2 separate regions of the Homo sapiens genome follow, and region 2 is linked to region 1. Evidence: read pairs that join two places in POLR2A ChIA-PET (ENCODE). Cell type or tissue: MCF 10A. All regions are shown on one strand. Each heading gives the region's core, and the rest is flanking DNA. Links, peaks and the distances in the headings are about the cores only.

Evidence for each region. Peaks named below come from ENCODE experiments on the same cell type or tissue, not always from the same donor. Only the 100,000 strongest peaks of a DNase experiment are listed, where the experiment ranks them.
Region 2: POLR2A ChIA-PET joins it to region 1 with 5 read pairs; 6 of 35 experiments call an interaction of 5 or more read pairs at or near these places.

The regions. Positions count from the first base shown.
Region 1 is chr17:30,293,910-30,303,833 of GRCh38, forward strand. It overlaps LOC124903971 (a long non-coding RNA gene), which reads left to right and starts at 781. Exons shown (of 2, transcript XR_007065700.1): 1 at 781-1,631; 2 at 3,086-3,609. In MCF 10A, for the core only: no CTCF peak of the experiment used is centred there; no DNase peak of the experiment used is centred there.
Region 2 is chr17:30,361,891-30,371,814 of GRCh38, forward strand. No RefSeq gene overlaps it. Among named protein-coding and RNA genes, the nearest start is that of CPD, 12 kb to the right of the region's middle. RefSeq lists an enhancer at 1,830-2,069. In MCF 10A, for the core only: no CTCF peak of the experiment used is centred there; DNase peaks (open chromatin) are centred at 2,051 and 6,041.

The DNA of each region.
Region 1 (9,924 bases), core at 1,118-9,117:
TGGGAGAGGACAAAAGCCTTACATTGCGGAAAGGGAAGAGGCATTGATAATCTTGAAGTTTTCAGCGGAATAAGAAGATGGAAGGTGGTGTCATTAACCAAGAGAGGGCATACAGAAAAATAGGCATATTTGCATATTTGCAAGTGTGCAGATCTGAACTGAGTTTGGGCCATAGCAAAATTAGGATGCCCCACAGGACACCCAGGAAGAGAAGTTCAGGACGTAGATGAAAAGATGTCTAGAGATTAGATGAGACACATAGGTTCGAGGTGGAACAATGAAAGTCAGCAGGGTTACAGAGGGAAAGAGGATAGAGCAATAAAGAGATGAAGACCACAGATAGTGCCCTGGGCTGCAATGTGCAGTTGCACAGGGTGTTCATGGCACAAGGGCACCAGGCTGAGTGTGGTGAGTAGGGACTAAAATGCAGTCCAGGCTCTGCTTGCCAAGCCATGCACCCTGGCCCAGGCTGTGCACAGAGTATGATGTACCTTTCACTACTTTTTTTTTTTTTTTGAGATGAGTCTCACTCTGTCACCCAGGCTGGGGTGCAGTGGCATAATCTCGGCTCACTGCAACCTCCACCTCCTGGGTTCAAGCAATTTGCCTGCCTCAGCATCCTGAGTAGCTGGGATTACAGGCACGCACCACCATACCCGGCTAATTTTTGTATTTTTAGGAGAGACGGGGTTTCACCATGTTGGCCAGGCCGGTCTTGAACCCCTGACCTCGTGATCTGCCCACCTCGGCCTCCCAAAGTGCTGGAATTAAAGGCATGAGCCACCACGCCTGGCCCCTTTCACAACTTCTTATAAGGATGCCATATGGGAGTAGTATTAGCTCTGAAAATGATAATGTTTAAAGTATGGGTGAAGACAGAGGAGCCAGCAGAAATAGAAAGATCAGTCAGCGAAGTAGGAGACCCGGGGAGTTATGTCCTGGAATCCCAGGAAGGCAAGGAGAGGACAGTGAATTGAATTAAAAGCTGCAGAAAGTCAAGTAAGATTGGTTTTGGCAACTGGGTTACAGGCAACCTTAGAGAGGGCAGTTTTAGTGGAAGGGAAGGGTGGGCAGAAGCCACATCGTAATGAGTTGAGAGGGAGGTAAATATTAGGGAAGCTCTTTGGGGAGAAAGGGTAAATTTGTGTCTACTGGAGGATGAGAGGAAGGAACCAGTACAGATGAGAGATTAAATATGTGTCAGAGAGGATACAATTGCAAGAGTAAGAGCTCAGGAGGAGATGGAATCACTGGGGAAGGTGGAGGGGACCAGTTTTACAGCTATTGCCACCCTTTCCATACTGGCGATTACATTTCTCCACCCCATGCCCAGAGATTTCTATCATCATCTCTTTGCTGGCCTCCTGCTCTGTCCTCATCATCAGGGTGGCACCCTTATTACCAGATTTCCACCCAGCAATTCACACCCATGCACTCAGCCCCCATATGGGCATGGTGAGGAGGTACAGAATAAAACCGGTTTCCCAGTGGGTTACCCCCAAATGACCTACCCAGGAAGACATTTCTCCAAGAAGAAAATTCTGTGTTCTATCCTTCTTATTCCAGCCAGAAGAGATGTTGTACAGCCCGGTGACACCTCGTGGGACAAAGCAACCAGAAACAGAATTCTAGTATGAAGTCTCTAATATTAAAAAAGAAAATATTGCCTGTAATCCCAGCACTTTGGGAAGCTGAGGTGGGAGGATTCCTGCCTTGAGTTCAAGGCCAGGAGTTGAAGACCAGCCTGGGCAACATAGTGAAACTCCACCACTACAAAAAAAAAAAAAAAAAAAGAAAGAAAAAGTTTTATAAAAAATTAGCTGAATGTGGTGGCAGACACTTTTAGACCTAGCTACTCAGGAGACTGAGACGGGAGGATCACTTGAGCCCAGGAGTTTGAGGCTGCGGTGAGCTATGATCACACTGCTGTACTCAGCTCTCTCTAAAAAGAAAGAAAAGAAAATCTTTATAAATCCTGTGAGGCAGCACCATTTGCCACTGCAGATATGCCTTCTGCCTGTTGCTTCCATGCCACTCTACCAAGTTAAAGCAAACAAGGCCAGTCTCAAGGCAAATTTTCCACCCTGTGTCTCCTCCTTTGCTGTCCACCAATCTTTGACATGTGTTTGTCAACTACTTCTTTTTTTTTTTTTTTTGAGATGAAGTCTCGTTCTTGTCCCCCGGGCTGGAGTGCAATGGCGTGATCTCGGCTCACTGCAATCTCTGCATCCCAGGTTCAAGCAATTCTCCTGCCTCAGCCTCCCAAGTAGCTGGGATTACAGGCACCTGGCCACCATACCCAGCTAACTTGTGTATTTTTAGTAGAGACGGGGTTTCACCATGTTGACCAGGCTGGTTTCGAACTCCTGACCTCAGGTGATCCGCCTGGCTCGGCCTCCCAAAGTGCTGGGATTACAGGCATGAGCCACTGTGCCCGGCCGCAACTACTTCTATTTCAATAGAAAAGACCAGGTTTTTATGTTGAATGGAAGTCTAGGCTAGAATCTAACACAAACATTCTCCAATTCTATGAAACTCATTCATACTTAAGTGTTGTCCCACTAACTCCAAGATTTGCCTTGGTCAGGAAGCCTCCTTATATTTCACTAGATGTGATAGTCAGCTTCAGAGTTCACACATTGGTAGTCTACTGGAGCAAATTCAGCTTTGAGACGTTTTGTTTGGCCTGCATGGTAATTTAAAATTTTTGAGCTGGCCGGGCAGTGGCTCATGCCTGGAATCCCAGCACTTTGGAAGGCTGAGGCAGGCAGAATGCTCAGGAGTTGGAGATCAGCCTGAGCAACATGGCAAAACCCTATGTCTATAAAAAATACAAAAATTAGCCAGTGTGATAGTGTGCACCTTAGTCCCAGCTACTTGGGAGTCTGAGATGGGAGGGTTGCTTGAGTTTGGGCGGTTGAGGCTGCAGTGAGTCATGATCATGCCACTGCCCTCCAGCCTGGGTGACAGAGCAAGACGCTGTCTCAAAAGAATTTTTTTTTTTGAGACAATATTTATAACTGGGAAGTTTCAGATCCAAATCTGGGTAGCTGCCTTCTCTTTAAAATATTGTTGTTTTGGCTAGGTGCAGTGGCTCATGCCTACCACTTTGGGAGGTCAAGGAGGCAGATCACTCGAATCCAGGAGTTCAAGACCAGCCTGGGCAACATGGTGAAACCGATAGTGACAGGAGGCAGTCAAATGCCTAGGCAGATAGGGGTGGGTCCCCGGTGAAATCCCACCTTCAAGCCAAAGACAGTTTAAAGCCTGAAAGCCAAGCTACAAGTCTTGGATGAATCCATGGACTGGATTGAGAACCCCTCTTCCTGTTTGGCATGGTTTCCTCTGACTGAGCCCCATCCTTCACCTAATTTACATATACCTACCCTTCCCTAATTGATTTTTGACACTGTTGTGCCTTTGTTTCAGCCTTTTTGCCATACCCACAAACCAATCAGCACACGCTGCCCCATTCTGAGCCCATAAAAGCCCCGGACCCAGCCACACTGGGAGAGAGACCACCCAACTTCAGGTGGCAGACCATTCTCGCATTCCCTCTCTATTGAGAGATATTTCATTGCTCAATAAAACTCTTCTCCGCCCTCCTCACCCTTTGATTGTCAGTGTAGTCTCATTCTTCTTGGAAGTGGGACCCTGCTGAATGCAAATATGAAAAGGCAGTAACACTGTAGCCCTCTGCCCTGCATTGGCACCTGGCAGCTGCCCCACACTATGACAGGGCTGGGCCAACCCAGAGCCATGGGCTAGAGCAGGGCAGTGGGACTGATAGAACTGTTAACCCCAGACTAAAAGAGCTGTTAGCATGTTGTAACACCCCCTCTGGGGCTTCAGGGTCACAGGCTTCCCTATTTGGGCACCACCACATTCCCCTCACCTGGATGCCAGAGTCCACCACAGGAGTCTCTTGCGACAGGTGTGGTCCAACTGCAAGCCCCACATGGAGCCCGCTTCTATGCCAGCACTTGGAGCTGCTGGCCAGACCCTGCACTCGCTCACCCACACACCCCTTCCCACTGGGGGCTGAGCATGCAATTGTGGTGCCTGTGGGATCCATGCTGGAGCACAAACCAGGCACAGCCTATGGGCTGAGTGGGCTGGATGCCTCCTGCAGCAAGCCCAGTGCCAAGCAAGGCCAGGACAGGGGCATCACTGGCCAGAGGTCTCTGGCTGGCAAAGCAGCCGAGAAAAATCCCGTGTCAAAACCCCATCTCTCCCAAAAATACAAACATTAGCCAGGCATGGTAGTGTGTATCTATAGTCCCAGCTACTTGGGAGGCTGAGGTGGGAGAATGGTTTGAGCCTGGGAAGCAGAGGTTATAGTGAGCAGAGATTGTGCCACTGCACCCCAGCCTGGGCAACAGAACCGAACCCTCTCAAAAAAAAAAGAAAAAGAAAAAAAAATTGTTGTTTTCCCATGATAGTAATTTCTGCATCAAAAGAGGGGGAAAAAGTGTTACATTTATTGCCTATGGATATTTGCGTTTTCAACTCCTGATTTAGAATGACCTGGGTGGAGTTTGGGAAAATTATTTTTCCCCTTCCACTCTCATCCCCATTCTTATCCTTGTAATTCCCACCTCCCTGAGATGAGCAAAGCCAGCAGGTGTGACCCTGCCAAAACTTTGAGATATTGGATCCTGGGGCTTTTTGGGCCCACAGGAGCCTATATCCCTTCACTATAACTTTTCTCCAGAATGTGGCGTGCACCCATCTGTGTCCAGGAGAACTGGCAGCTTTCTGACATCCACCTTCCCTGCCACTCCTAAACTCCATGTGGGCTTAACCCAACCTGTGGCCTCTCCTTCAGCCCAAAGAACTTTAGATTCAGGTTTTAAATGTTTCAGCATATTCAACATTAGTTGTAGATTATTTTGGGGTTTTTTTTTTGAAACGTGATCCAATGTTCTTGAATGTTGTTGCTTACACCCACATTATTCTCACCTCTGGATATAACATTTCTGCCAGTCACTGCTCTAGGTGCTAGCACTTCACAGAGCATTCTAGGCAGAGGAAACAACATATGCAAAGGTAGAGGCATGAATGGCCTTGAGTCTGATTCAAGAACAATGAAAAAGTTTGAGTTTTATGACCATTTGAGTTATGCAAATTTGAAATCATTCATTATAAACCATTAATAGTACTTCATTATATACACAAAATTTGAAGTGGTGTGAAACCTTTGTAATATTTAATATTTGTCAGGAATTGCATACTTTCAAACCTGGTGGTGGTAAAGTGAGTTAGAAACTGTTTATGCTAGTGCCACATGGTGGAGCCATTTTAGCTGGAAAAATAGTATCTTTCCTTCAATAAATTCACATTTATTGCTATGAGAAAAACAGTCTTGGATTTTGCAAGTTTTAAATTTTATGTGAAGATTTCAGGAATGTATCCCTTTCATAAAATTCGGCTGCTCTAGAATTTGGTGTGGCAGTAGCATAGAGTAAATGGCAGGGGAAAAAATGTATATAGGAGATAAGAGATGAGGTTGAAAAAATGGTTTACAGTCAAATCATGAAGCCCTTTGAAAGGTATGCATCTTTTACTCATGGGGATATGACTCTACTCACAAAATTCTCCTATATCAGTAAAAAAAAAAAAATGAGAGAGAATCAACTTCAAATTATATTTCCCATAAAGGGAATAGGTTGACATTATATTTTCCCCAAATTTCTCTCTTTCATTCATTTATTTAACTGCTTGTTGAACACCTACTGATTGGCAGCAACTGTACTAGGCACTTGAAATACAAAAAATGAAGGAGACTAGTCCTTGACCTCAAGAAGCTTCAATCTAACAGGGAAAATGAACACAACAAAATTAATCATTATTTTTTGATTAATACAAAAAAATTCAGCTGGGTGTGGTGGCTCACACCTGTAATCCCAGCACTTTGGGAGGTCAAGGCAGGTGGATCACTTGAGGCCAGAAGTTCAAGACCAGCCTGACCAACATGGTGAAGCCCTGTCTCAAAAAAAAAGAAAAAAAATTCATAGAGCATTATTACATGTCAGGCACTGTATTAGATACAGAAATACACAGGAAAACCATATAGACAAGGTCTTTCCCTTCTGGTGCTTGCATTCTAGTGGGGGAGTTAGACAATAAACAAATATATGCAGATAATTTCAAATAGTGACATAAAGAAAATAAAACACAATGATGTGATAGTGACTGGCCAGGGGGAGTAGTGGCATTAAAGGCCTCTTTAAGGAGGTGACTATTTGTCCTGAAACTGAATGGCAATAAAGATCTGGCTTTGTGAGGACCTGTGGGAGAAAGCAAGGGCAAGGGCCTTATAGAAACAAGCAGCACTTAACAAGGTCATTGGGTTCATTTTGCCTGCTGCCCAGATAGAGCCAATTTATCACAACAGGGGAATTGCAATAGAAAAAGGGTTTAATACACGCAGAACCAGCTAATTAGGAGACCAGAGCTTTATTATTACTCAAATCAGCCTCCCTGAAAACACAGAGGCTAGGGTTTTTCAAAGACAGTTTGGCAGGCAAAGGAATGGGTTCAGCTGATTGGTTGGGGATACGATCATAGGGATGTGGAAACTCCAGTCCTTGTGTGTTGAGTCTACTTCTGGGTGGGGGCCACAGGACCAGTTGAGTCAAGAGTCATGGGTCTGGGTGAGGCTATCTGGTTGTCAGAAACGCGAAAGCCTGAAAAGACATCTCAAAAGGCCAATCTTAGGTTCTACAATAGTAGATGTTCTACAGTAGTGATGTTATCAGTAGGAGTAACTGAGGAAGATGCAAATCTTGTGACCTCTAATAATGGCTGGTCATTATTTGCACCTAGATCTTAGCAGAATCCATGCTGCTCTAATCCTCCTAACTTGATGATCTTTTATTAGTTTTACAAAGGCAGTTTAATTTGGGGAAAGGCTATTATGATTTAAACTATAAACTAAGTTTCTCCCAAAGTTAGCTTGGCCCAAGCCCAGGAATGAACAAGAACAGTTTGGAGGTTAAAGGCAATATGGGAGTTATTAGATCAGATCTTTTTCATTGTCATAATTTTCTCACTGTTATAATTTTTGCAAAGGCAGTTTCACTTCCTCTTTCAAGTCCAGTGGAAAAAAGTCTGGCTTTTTCTTACTCCCTCCTAAGAGTGAAGGCCAACTTTCCCAGAAGCTTTCAGCAAATCTCTCCCTGAATTTTGTAGTCCAAAAGGAGATCACATGCCTTTTCCTGAACCAATCATTGGTTAGGAGATGGGATTACCCTTACCTCAATGAAGCCTGTCCCTAGTACACTGGTCAGTTCCCCAAATTGTATTGTTTCTCCTCAGTGCTACGGAGATGGGATGGTTGTCGAGAGTTAATCACAGTGTTCACTGCATCATCACAAGAAGTTTAGGTTTTATTCAAAGTGTAATGAGAGTTTTAAGAAATGAGACATGATTTGATTTATGTTTCTAAGGGTAACTTTGAGGATAATTATAACACATTTAATTGGAAAATATAATATTAAATATATAAACATCAAACTAACAATAATATATATAAAGAACTCCAAAATATCAATAGGAAAAGACAAACAATCCAATAGAAAAGGAGACAAAAGACCTAAACAGACATTTTACAAAAAAGAAAGCATAAATGGCAAATAAACAATGATGATGGAAACACAAACTAAAAAGCAAATAAGATGCTTTCACTGGCAAGGGGTCCCGATCCAGGCCCAACGAGAGGGTTCTTGGACCTCGCACAAGAAAGAATTCAGGGCGAGTCCATAAACTGAAAGCAAGTTTATTAAGAAAGTAAAGAAAAAAAAGAATGGCTACTCCATAGGCAGAGCAGCAGTTTGGGCTGCTTGACTAATTATAGTTATTTCTTAATTATATGCTAAGCAAGGGATGGATTATTCATTAGTTTTTTGGGAAAGGGGTCGACGATTCTTGGAACTGAGGGTTCCTTCCCCTTTTAAAGTTAATTTTTTTTTTTTGAGACAGAGTCTTGCTCTGTTGCCCAGGCTAGAGTGCAGTGGCATGATCTCGGCTCACTGCAACCTCCGCCTCCTGGGTTCAAGCAATTCTCCTGCTTCAGCCTCCTGAGTAGCTGGGATTACAGGCACCCGCCACCATGCCCAGCTAATTTTTGTATTTTTTTTAGTAGAGACGGGGTTTCTACTAAACCCTGTCTGACCATGTTGGCCAGGCTGGTCTTGAACTCCTGACATTGTGATCCGCCTGCCTTGGCCTCCCAAAGTGCCGGGATTACAGGCATGAGCCACTGCGCTTGGCCCATATAGGGTAACTTCTTGACATTGCTGTGGCATTAGTAAACTGTCATGGTGCCAGTGGGAGTGTCTTTTAGTATGCTAATGTATTATAATTAATGCATAATGAGGAGTGAGGATGACCAGAGGTAGCTTTCATTGCCATCTTGATTTGGTGGGATTTGGCTGGCTTCTTTACTACATCCTTTTATCAGCAAAATCTTTGTGACCTGTACCTTGTGCCAGCGACCTACTGCATCCTGTGACTGAGTGCCTAACCTCCTGGGAATGCAGCCCAGTAGGTCTCAGCCTTATTTTACCCAGCCCCAATTCCGGATGGCGTCACTCTGGTTCAAACACCTCTGACTATTCCCAGTTTATACCTAGATAAGCAAAAATTTTGAAGGCAGGTATTAAAAAATATGTTGACAATTCTTTTGTACTGCTGATAGAAGTATAAATTAATATTACCACTTTAGAAAACATTTGTCAATATTTTGTAAAGTTGAAGACACACATACTCTATAATCTAGCAACGCTATTCTTGAGTATATTTTCTTGAGCTATTCTGTCCAATATAGTAGCCGCTAGATGCTTGTGGCTATTTAAATCTAAATTAATTAAAATAAAAAATTTAGTTTTTCAGTTATACTAGTTATATTCCACGTGCTTAATAGCCACACATGGCTGGAGGCTACCTCATTGGACGGAGAGCATATATATAGAACATTTTCATTATCACAGTAATTTCTCTTTCCCTAGAGAAGTTCTTGCGTACATGTACTATAAGTCATGGTCAAAACTGTTGGTTCTAGCTTTGCTGGTGATTGCATAAAAACTCAAGAAAAATCCACAGTTCATCAACAGAAATTTGTATGAATTGTGATATAAAAATCTACATGGATGAGTTTCAGAAGCAATGTTGAGTACAAAAATCATGTGGCAGAGCAATGTTGAGTACAAAAATCATGTGGCAGAGCAAATGGCATGAAATCTGTTTTCAAAATTTCAAAACCAAGCACAGTTAAATATTGTTTTTTTTCTTTTTTCTTTTTCTTTTTTTTTTTTTTGAGACCGAGTCTCATTCTGTTGCCAGGCTGGAGTGCAGTGGCTCGATTTCGGCTCACTGCAACCTCCGCCTCCCAGGTTCAAGCAATTCTCCTGCCTCAGCCTCCCGAGTAGCTGGGACTACAGGCACACACCACCATACCCAGCTAATTTTTGTATTTTTATTAGAGATGGGGTTTCACCATGTTGACCAGGATGGTCTTGATCTCTGGACCTCATGATCCACCTGCCTTGGCCTCCCAAAGTGCTGGGATAACAGGCGTGAGCCACTGTGCCTGGCCTAATGTATTGTTTAGAAATATATACATAGATGGTAAAAGATTTTTTTTAACAAGTGAATGTCAAACACCAAATTCAAGATAGTATTTACCTTTGGGGAGGAGACACTGAGCTTCAAAGGTATTTATAGTTTCCTATTTATTTTATTTTATTTTTTTTTTGAGACTGAGTCGCATTCTGTCACCCAGGCTGAAGTACAGTGGTGCGATCTTGGCTCACTGCAACCTCCACCTTCTTGCTTCAAGCGATTCTCTTGATTCAGCCTCCCAAGTAGCTGGGATTACAGGCACCTGCCACCATGCCTGGCTAATTTTGTATTTGTAGTAGA
Region 2 (9,924 bases), core at 1,073-9,072, 68 kb after region 1:
TCAAACTCATTCACAATAATCATCCATGCCAAAAGATTATAGAACAATGTTTACAGAGTTCTAAGGAGAAACCAGTGTGACCCAAGAATTTTATACCCAGCTAAATTTCCACTTGTGTATAAGGCCATCAAAAACTAGTCTCAAATGACAAAGGCTTACTTCAGGTAAAACACATATAAACACTGGTTGAAAAAGCTACCTGATGATAAAGTCTAGCCAATTAAGACATTTCTAGGCTTGGCACAGTGGCTCGAGCCTGTAATCCTAGCACTTTGGGAGGCCGAGCTGGGCAGATCACCTGAGGCCAGGAGTTCGTGACCAGCCTGGCCAACATAGGTGAAACCCTGTCTCTATTAAAATACAAAAATTAGCTGGGTGCAGTGGCATGTGCCTGTAATCCCAACTACTTGGGAGGTTGAGGCAGGAGAATTGCTTGAGCCCAGGAGGTGGAGGTTGCAGTGAGCCAAGATCGCACCACTGCACTCCAGCCTGGGCAACAGAGCAAGACTCTGTCTCAAAAAAAAAAAAAGAAAAAAAAAAAGACTTTTCCGAATGAAAAACTAGAAAATGGGAACTATTTAATAAGGCTAATCATGAAGTCTGAATCTATATAAATCTAGAAATAAGGTAAAACAACTATAGATATTACAAAATAGGACCTACATATGTGAATAAGGAAGCAGAGCTGCCGAGCGAAGAGGTGGACATCTGGGTGGTGGTGTGACCCAGTACAGGGTGTCAGAGCCTAAGAGGGCATCATCCACTCAGGGGTGCAGCCCAGCATAGGGTGCCAGAATCTAAGCAGGGTACCTATGTTGGAGGGCTGCTTGAGTGCAAGGAGTGCCTGCATAGGGTGAGACAGGTGTCCATGTAGGGTAGTAGTGGTGGCTCAGTGCAGAGTGTCAGAGTCTGAGCCAAATGAGGAAGGTATCCATGCATGAGGGCGACCTGTTGATGCTATCAGAGCTCAAGCAAGATAAGAAGGGCATCCACATGGGAGCATAGGCTGGCGCAGAGTAAAACCTTGAGCAGCACATAGAGGGACTACCGATGCAGGGTAAAAAGGTTTTTCGTACTTATTTGCCATTTTTTTCTGAAAGTATGTGATTTTTCTTAAAAAGTGCCCTAACATAGATTTCCCCGATATTACAGATAATTACCTGTGGGGAAATGACATAGAAAATATATTTAAAGTATTATTTGATGTATATGTATACAGATACTAGGAGTATCACATTAATCACATGACACTGATTCCTTTCAACTATCTTGCTTTTCTAATACATAAATAATTTTGCATGTGTCATTAAGAAACTTTCTCATGCTGATTTATTAAAGCATTTTAATGCTACTTAAAGAATATGAAGTGTGGCCGGGCGTGGTGGTTCACGCCTGTAATCCCAGCACTTTGGCAGGCCAAGGCAGGTGGATCACAAGGTCAAGAGATCAAGTCCATCCTGACCAACATGGTGAAACCCCGTCTATGCTAAAAATACAAAAATTAGCTGGGCGTGGTGGTGCATGCCTGTAGCCCAGCTACTTGGGAGGCTGAGGCAGGAGAATCACTTGAACCCGGGAGGTTGAGGTTGCAGTGAGCTGAGATCGTGCCACTGCACTCCAGCCTGGAGACAGAGCGAGACTCCATCTAAAAAAAAAAAAAGAATATGAAAGTGTGATGCTGAGTGCGGTGGTTCACACCTGTAATCCCAGCACTTTGAGAGGTGAAGGTAAGAGGATCACTTGAGCCAAGGAGTTTGAGGCTGCAGTGAGCTATAATCACAGCACTACACTCCAGCCTGGATGACAGAGCAATACCTTGTCTCTTTCTCTTAATTTAGAAAAAAAAAAAAAAAAAGGAAGTGGGCAGACTGCAAGTAAACCCTGAGAACTCCTAGATCACCTCAGTTTGCAGCACCCATTCACCTCTTTCCTCACCACTGCCTAAGAAGGCACATGAAGCTTAGTCACTGTGCAGACTCTCAAAACTTTCTGGAACTTCATGCAAAGGTTAAGCCTTGGAACCAACTCTGAATTTCCTTGTGGTTTCAAACTTGTCACATTTTCTTCTCACCTTGTCACCACCCACACAGACTCAGCCTCCTGGATGCATCACGCTTGGGTTGCTTCACTTCCTGGCTCCTGGTAAGCCACAATTGCAAGAGCTATTGCTGGTAAAACTGGTGACCCATTACAGGCACACAAATAAGAACATAGGTGCAGGGGAGCCACAAGTGCACTATCTGAATGTGTCAGGGTGAGAACATTATGTTTCCTCAGCTCTCACTCATCCTCTGGTGGAGAGGACTCTTTGGTCTTCAGTCTTCCAATAACTGTCTATAGAATATTTTTGCATGCTATTCATCTATACCTGAATGCAAGCATGCTTTCAGTACAGAAGAAATGTCATATAGGTCAGAATAATGTTTCAATGGGCTCAGGGTTTTTGTCCCCGGTTGTCCTATCAACCCATTTTGTACTATCTACTGGTAGTGGTTCCAAATTCTGATCTCCGAACTGGTGATGATATGGAAATAATTTTTTCATTATTATTAATCTGTCATGAAATTTTAGAAATAAGAATAATGTGGGAGAACAGGTCTAAATTTCATTTGGTAAAAAAGGAACTCTTTTTTCTTTTTTTTTGAGACAGGGTCTCACTCTGTTGCCCAGACTGGAGTGCAGTGACACAATCATGGCTCACTGCAGCCTCAACTTCCTGGGCTCAGGTGATCCTCCCACTCCAGTCTCTCAGGTGGCTAGGACTGTAGGCATGGGCCACCATGCCTGGCTAATTTTATTTTATTTTATTTTATTTTATTTTATTTAGTATTTTTTTGTAGAGATGGTGTTTTGCCATGTTGCCCAGGCTGGTCTCAAGTTCCTGGGCTCAAGCAATCTGCCCACTTCCCTTGGCCTTGCAAAGTGTTTCTTTTCCTTTTTTTTTTTTTTTTTTTTTTTTTGAGATGGAGTCTTGCACTGTTGCCCAGGCTGGAGTGCAGTGGCGTGATCTCAGCTCACTGCAACCTCCACCTCCCGGGTTCAAGCGATTCTCCTATCTCAGCCTCCCAAGTAGCTGAGATTACAGGTGCCTGCCACCACACCCAGCTAATTTTTTGTATTTTTAGTAGAGACGGGGTTTCACTATGTTGGTCAGGCTGGTCTTGAACTCCTGACCTTGTGATTCGCCCACCTCAGCCTCCCAAAGTGCTGGGATAACAGGTGTGAGCCACTGTGCCCGTCCCAAGAACTCTTCTTTATCCTGAGACTATGTCCTTGTATTTTTAGTTTCAAATATAGCTCTCCTTTCGGGGCCAGGTGTAGTGGCTCACGCCTGTAATCCTGTAATCACGCCTCTAATCCTAGCACTTTAGGAGGCCGAGGCAGGCGGATAACTTTTGTCCACCAATCTCAGCCTCCCAAAGTGCTAGGATTACAGGCGTGAACCACCGCGCCTGACTATTCTTCACATCTTGAAGCACAGCTACCACAGCTGACATAATAGTCCAACAATTTTGTCAGCAAATAGGCCAATCCTTTTTCAAGAATATCAATTCCTCCCCCTTTTGCCACCCAACAGCCTTCCATTCATTAACAACCACACTGGCTACCAGAAATTGGGAAAGAGAAGAGCAGCCACAGTAGCCAGAAAGTTAAGAATTGTCCTCTCCTGAGTCCTCACCTCTTCAAAGGCAGAGGAATGTTTATAGCTGGGTCATCCCTGAAGGCACTAGCAAAGCAGGAATACCAGGATGAGAGTGACAGTGAGAGAAACACTCATCTTTAATTAACGAAATCTGAATTTTGTAATCCCCAAATCTAGAAAGAAGCTATTTTAATGTTAGCATACATGTAAGGTTTATGTCCTCTTGAAAAATCAAATTTAATTTTGAGTTTTCTTTTGGGACAAGGAGACCCTCATCTTTTTAGTGCTTAAGGTCTCTAAGGCTCTCTCTCTCTCTCTCTCTCCCTTTTTCTTTTTTTAATTGAGACACAGTCTTGGTCTGTCACCCAGGCTGGAGTGCACTGGCATGATCTCAGTTCACTGCAACCTCTGCCTCCCGGGCTCAAGTGATTGTCCTGCCTCAGCCACCTGAGTAGCTGGGACTACAGGCGTGTGTCACCATGCCCGGCTAATTTTTGTATTTTTAGTAGAGACAGGGTTTCTCCTGTTGGCCAGGTTGGTCTCGAACTCCTGGCCTCAAGTTACCTGCCCGCCTCAGCCTCCCAAAGTGCTGGGATTACAGGTGTGAGCCACCGCACTCAGCAAGGCTCTTCTTTATCTGGCCTTAATTGTGTTTTCTTCACTTCTGCATGCCTGCAGCCTTGTACTGGCATAAAGACCATGCTTAATCAAGGTCTGTTGAATTAACCAATAAATGAACAAAAGACCTTGGAGAGTAGAATCAAGTGCTGGGAAAGGGACAAAGATAGGGAATGGGGAGCAGGGTGGCATTGGAAAGCACCATAAAAGAACTTGCCTGGAACATCTGCTTCAGATTTGCTGTAATTTCTACCAGTTTTGTCTTATCTTTGGTTACACTAGTTCACCCTCTTTTGTGTGGCTTCATTGTTCTTTCCTTTACTTGAGTGTTTCCCTTGAGCTAGTAATTTTTTCTTATGAAGGTCTTTTGCAGACCTACTCTCCTCTTCTATGTCCCTCCCACTTAGGATTTCCCAGGGAGCTTTGGTTCGTATGTGGGCTTGCAGTATTTGGGTAGCTGCTTTCTCCAGCACTATAATTTCCCTTGTACCATTTTTTTCACCCGGGCCTATAACAGAGAGATGGCTGCAGACTGTTCCCATGAATAGCATCAATCTCTTCACCTTCTGGAGCTTCAGCTTGTACTCTTAAGATGGAATCCAGCTGGCTGGGTGTAAATGTGCTTTGTTTGTGCCAATTCAGTCTCGGCAAGTGTTTTCATCAAAATTAGAGGCTGAAATTGCTGGCTGCCAGGGCATTCCTGGTAACTGAACATTTTTCTGGTTGAAGATGGGAGTCATGCCCTAGGCCCTTTATGCAAGAGTGCACCATCCCAATTTCTTGCTGTTTTTACTGGAGGATGTCTTCAGATCTGGCACACCATACTACATCTGAGCAAGACAGTATTTGGTCCCATTCAAATTTGTTGCTAGAATCTAGGGCCAGCCTTTGTCTAACCTGTAAAATAGGTATAAGGTAGAACCCTGGTGAAACTAAGCTATATTGCCCTGTCTCAGCCCAGATTCACATCCAAAAGAAATCAAAGACCAACTCCTATAAAAGCCTTGAAAAGTAAAGTATGTAAATCTTCACCATTCATTATTCACCTGAAGTGATCTTGAGGGCATCTAGGAGAAAGTTGCTGAGCTCATTATAGAGTACACCGTCACTCTACTAAAGTCGCACACTTCTCAAGAGCTGCTTCCACCCTCATATAAGCTCATTATTACCCTCTTCCCTCTCAGGGGATGCCAATATTTTTTTTATTTGAGGCAAAATTCACATAACATAAAATTAATCATTTTAAAGTGCACAATTGGCTGGGCATGGTGGCTTATGCCTATAATCCCCGCACTTTGGGAGGCTGAGGTGGGCCGATGTCTTGAGCCTAGGAGTTTGAGACCAGCCACGGGCAACATGGCGAAAACCCATCTCCACAAAAAATACAAAAATTAGCCAGGCATATGGTGTGTGCCTGTAGTCCCAGCTACTTGGGAGGCTGAGGTGGGAGGATTTCTTGAGCCGGGGAGGTCAAGGATGCAGTGGCATTTAGTATATTCACAAGGTTGTACAACTATTGGTTCTATCTAGTTCCCTAATATTGTCATTACCCAAAAGGAAACCCTGTACCCATTAAGCAGCCATTCCCCCATTCCCCCCTGCACCAGTATATTTTGTTTTTTTAATATATTTTTAAAAAAACAACAAAACAGAGACAGGGTCTCAGTATGTTGCCCAGGCTGGTCTTGAACTCCTGAGCTCAAAAAATCCTTTCACCTCAGCCTTCCAAGGTGCTGGGATTACAGGCGTGAGTCACCTCTCCTGGCCCTCTTCCAGTAATTTTAAAGGTCCCCTAGGCTATTCAAAAGGGTAGCCAGGGCCAGGCACGATGGCTCATGCCTGTAATCACAGTACTTTGGGAGGCCAAGACGGGCAGATCCCCTGAGGTCAGGAGTTCGAGACCAGCCTGATCAACATGGTGAAACACCATTTCTACTAAAAATACAAAAATTAGCTGGGGGTGTACTCCTGTAATCCCAGCTACTCAGGAGGCTGAGGCAGGAGAATCACTTGAACCTGGGAGGTGGAGGTTGCAGTGAGCCAAGATCATGCCACTGCACTCCAGCCTGCACGATGGAGCGAGACTTCATCTCAAAACAAAAAACAAAACAAGAAAAACAAAAGGGCAGCCAGGGCTGAGAACCGTTAGCGTCATGCGATCTCATTTCCCCTATGCTCTCCCTACTTAGAATGCCACTGTTTATCCAGGTGGCCAAGCAGCTAAATCAAAGATTCTCTTTAGAAATGTGGGGGCAAGTTCTGTTTTTTTGCCCCAGTCACACAGGTACCATTGGCTTTGGCAACCCAACTCCTCCTCTTTCAGTATTTTTCTCCATCATCTGCACTTCATTCTCACTGGCCTTTGCTCTCCAAGAAGCCTGTTAAACAAATCCTCTCTAAGGTAAGAATTCCCACTGTTTCTCCCCATTCCTTAAGGGTCAGCTGATCTCAAGATTCCTTGATGTTTGCCTTTTAATTGACGGAAAAGCCTTTCAGACTCAGAGAACCCCTCTCTAATGGTGCATTTTAGGCACTAAACAGATGGGGAGAGGAAGGAAATGTTTTAGGAATGAAGGAAACTTTTCCAGTTACTCTTCACCTAAGAATGACACATATACTGAACAAAGGATGGGGTTTGCAGTTGGAAGATAGCGTGGTCTTGGGCACCAGTAACCTAATGTCTCAGAGCCTGTATCCTTACCTGTAAAATTATGATAATATTGACCCGGAAGAGTTATATTTCCATAAGTTGCAGCCATAGGTACTGAGTCTGGTTGAAAATGAATTTAATAAAAGGATATTGGTTGGTTCACAGAATTGCTAGGTGAGTTGGCAAAATCAGGGGTTATAAACAGAAAGGAAGAATGCCGCAAAGCAAGCAGCAGAACTTAGGAGACCGCTCTACTGTCACCAAGTACCAGCTGCTGCAGCTCATCCTGCCAGCACCACTGGCGCTGGGGGCTGGGTGTTCTGTTTGCTCTGTTGCCCCAGAAGCTATACATTGCTGCCATTTCCCCCACCACAGCTAGAAAGAATTATCCACAGCCTCTGCTTCTTTGTTTCACTAGCTCCCAATTCAAAGTCTGTCACAGGTTTGTTTGCTTGGTTAAAGCTAGACTATGTGTCTCATGTCCTGTGAGAACAAGCACCTGGCATTTTCAGCCTGCAGAGTGGGAGAAGGCCCTGCCTTCCACCACGACTCCTAAGGTGGGGAGGGTTCGCCGGATGAAGGGAGGGAGTTCAGACACCGGGCATCCAAAAATAAAGACAAAGGTTCCTTTTCCAATTGTGGGGGTTAGTGAGACAAAGTGTATGAAAAGCATAAACGCTGAAGTGCCATGTTGGTATTGCTTAGCAACACTTTGTTCACACTGTCACGTATTGCACTGCATTTCCTTTTTTTCCTCCCTCTCTTCTTCTTTCTGTCTCATACGCAGTTATGTGCCCTCCAGCCCAGGACAGGGCACGCTCATAAATGCCGAATGAATACAATATTCTGCTGCCTTTGCTTGTTTGATGAAGCAGGTTGGTGTTTATTGGTTTGTCCCCGTTGCCAAAGGCCCTGATTTTCATTTGGGGATCCATGTAGTTCATGGGAATCAGATTCCATTCCCAGCACCAGCAATAGGGTTTATATACTAAACTAAGTCGATCAGCATATTCCATATCCCTGGCCATAGCAATTGGTTCAGGAGCAGGCAGGTGACCTAAGGAGTTCCAATCTGAGTTACGCTTGGCAATTTTGCAAGGACAAGAACATCCTCTGTTTTCTTGCTGAACTATGAATGAGAATGCATGTAGCATTGGGAGTTTCTGGCAGCCCTCTTGGAATCACCAGGGGAGTCAGACTTAGAATGAAGTGAACATTGTAGAAGGCAGGGCCACAGGACAAAAAGAAACCAGGTGTTTTGTGCCCATTTAGCCAAAATGGACACAGGAAAAAGCTATGCCCAAATCCAGACTTCTCCTTTGGACTTCTCAGTTATATGAGCCAATAAATTCCATTTATTATTTAAGCTAGAATGAGTCAGGTTTTCTGATTCATACAACTGAAAGTATCTGATACCTGCTTTGCTCCTTCCCTGCCTCATGATAATAGAATTACTGTTTATTCAGTGCTGGCTAATAGAGAGTCTTTTGGAAATACAGATCAAAATTACTATCATGTTCTCACAATTGGGAAACAGCATAATCTATGCCCTAGAAACAGAACTAACTAAAATTTAAAATAGAATAGCCCTACCTAACCTCAGCCAAATTTTAAAAGAAATTTCAGTAAACATCTTTTATTATTCTTTGGCCTAGAAAGATGAAAACATCAAGGAAGTAAGAGAAAACTCTCTTAAACAAACAAAATTAAACAAAACAAGAACACTACACCAGGCCAAGCACAGTGGCTCATGCCTGTAATCCCAGCACTTAGGGAGGTAGAGACAGGAGGACTGTGTGAGCCCAGGAGTTTGAGAACAGTTGGGGCAACAAAGTGAGACCCAGTCTCCACAAAAAATTAAAAAAATTAGCCAGGCATGGTGGTGCACGCCTGTGGTCCCAGCTACAAGGGAGGCGAGGCAGGAGGATTGCTTGAGCTCAGGAGGTTGAAGTTACAGTGAGTCGTGTTCATGCCACTGCACTCCAGCCTGGCTGATAAGAGTGAGACTTTGTCTGATTGTCTGATTAAAAAAAAAAAGTCCACCCCCTACCCTAAATAACACCTCCCCACACCTAAACACCTAAACCAAAACAAACAACAAAACATAATGCAAAGAAAGCAAAATGTATTCTATCTAACCTATAGGGGGAAGTACTATGGAGTGATATCCTACCTGGCTGTCCTAAGGCAGGTTCCTAAAAGCATAGCCTGAGACAGGGATGCTTACGTAAGTGATTTATTGAAGAGTGCCCTTGGGAGAAACCTGAAAGGGATTAAGGGAAGCAGATCAGAAGAAGATGCTGAGCAAGAACGAAAAAAAGAACTCTTACCTCAGCCTGATTCTGCAGAAAGCTCTGCCTGGAGCATAAATTGCTCCAAAGTTTGTCTCATCCAGAGGCAAGGGGGCCTGTATACCAGTAGGATGACCCTGGAAGAGGTGGGGTGGAGGCAGTGTGTGTAATTTCTTAGGCATTTCTGGGCAAAGTAGCTCCTGTCAGCCAAGGTAAATCTTCCCACAAAGATGCAGATGTAAGTAAGCATCAGCTAGGAGATGGGTGCACGAGCCTGGTAGAGAGAATCCGGGCAGACAACCAACAGCACTTGTAAGAACTGATATGGCCAAAGGTTCTCTTGAAAATTCCCTCAATTTGCCCATTTTGAGACTTTATTTAAAAAAAATTTCAGAAAATCATTCATTATTATTATTATTATTTTGCTGCTTGTAACACATTAGCAAATTTATGAAAATTCTAATTGCATGCCATTTCATGTTTCCATCATCCTTGTCTTCTAGGGACAGCTTCTTGTCAGTGCCTCTAATTCTCCTTTAAGTTTATGTGTCTCTGGCTGGGTGGTGGCTCACACCTGTAATCCCAGCACTTTGGGAGGCCAAAGCAGGCGATCACTCAAGGCCAGGAGCTCGAGACCAGCCTGGCCAACATGGCGAAACCATGTCTGTACCAGAAAAATACAAAAAGTAGCCAGATGTGGTGGCGTGTGCCTATAACCCCAG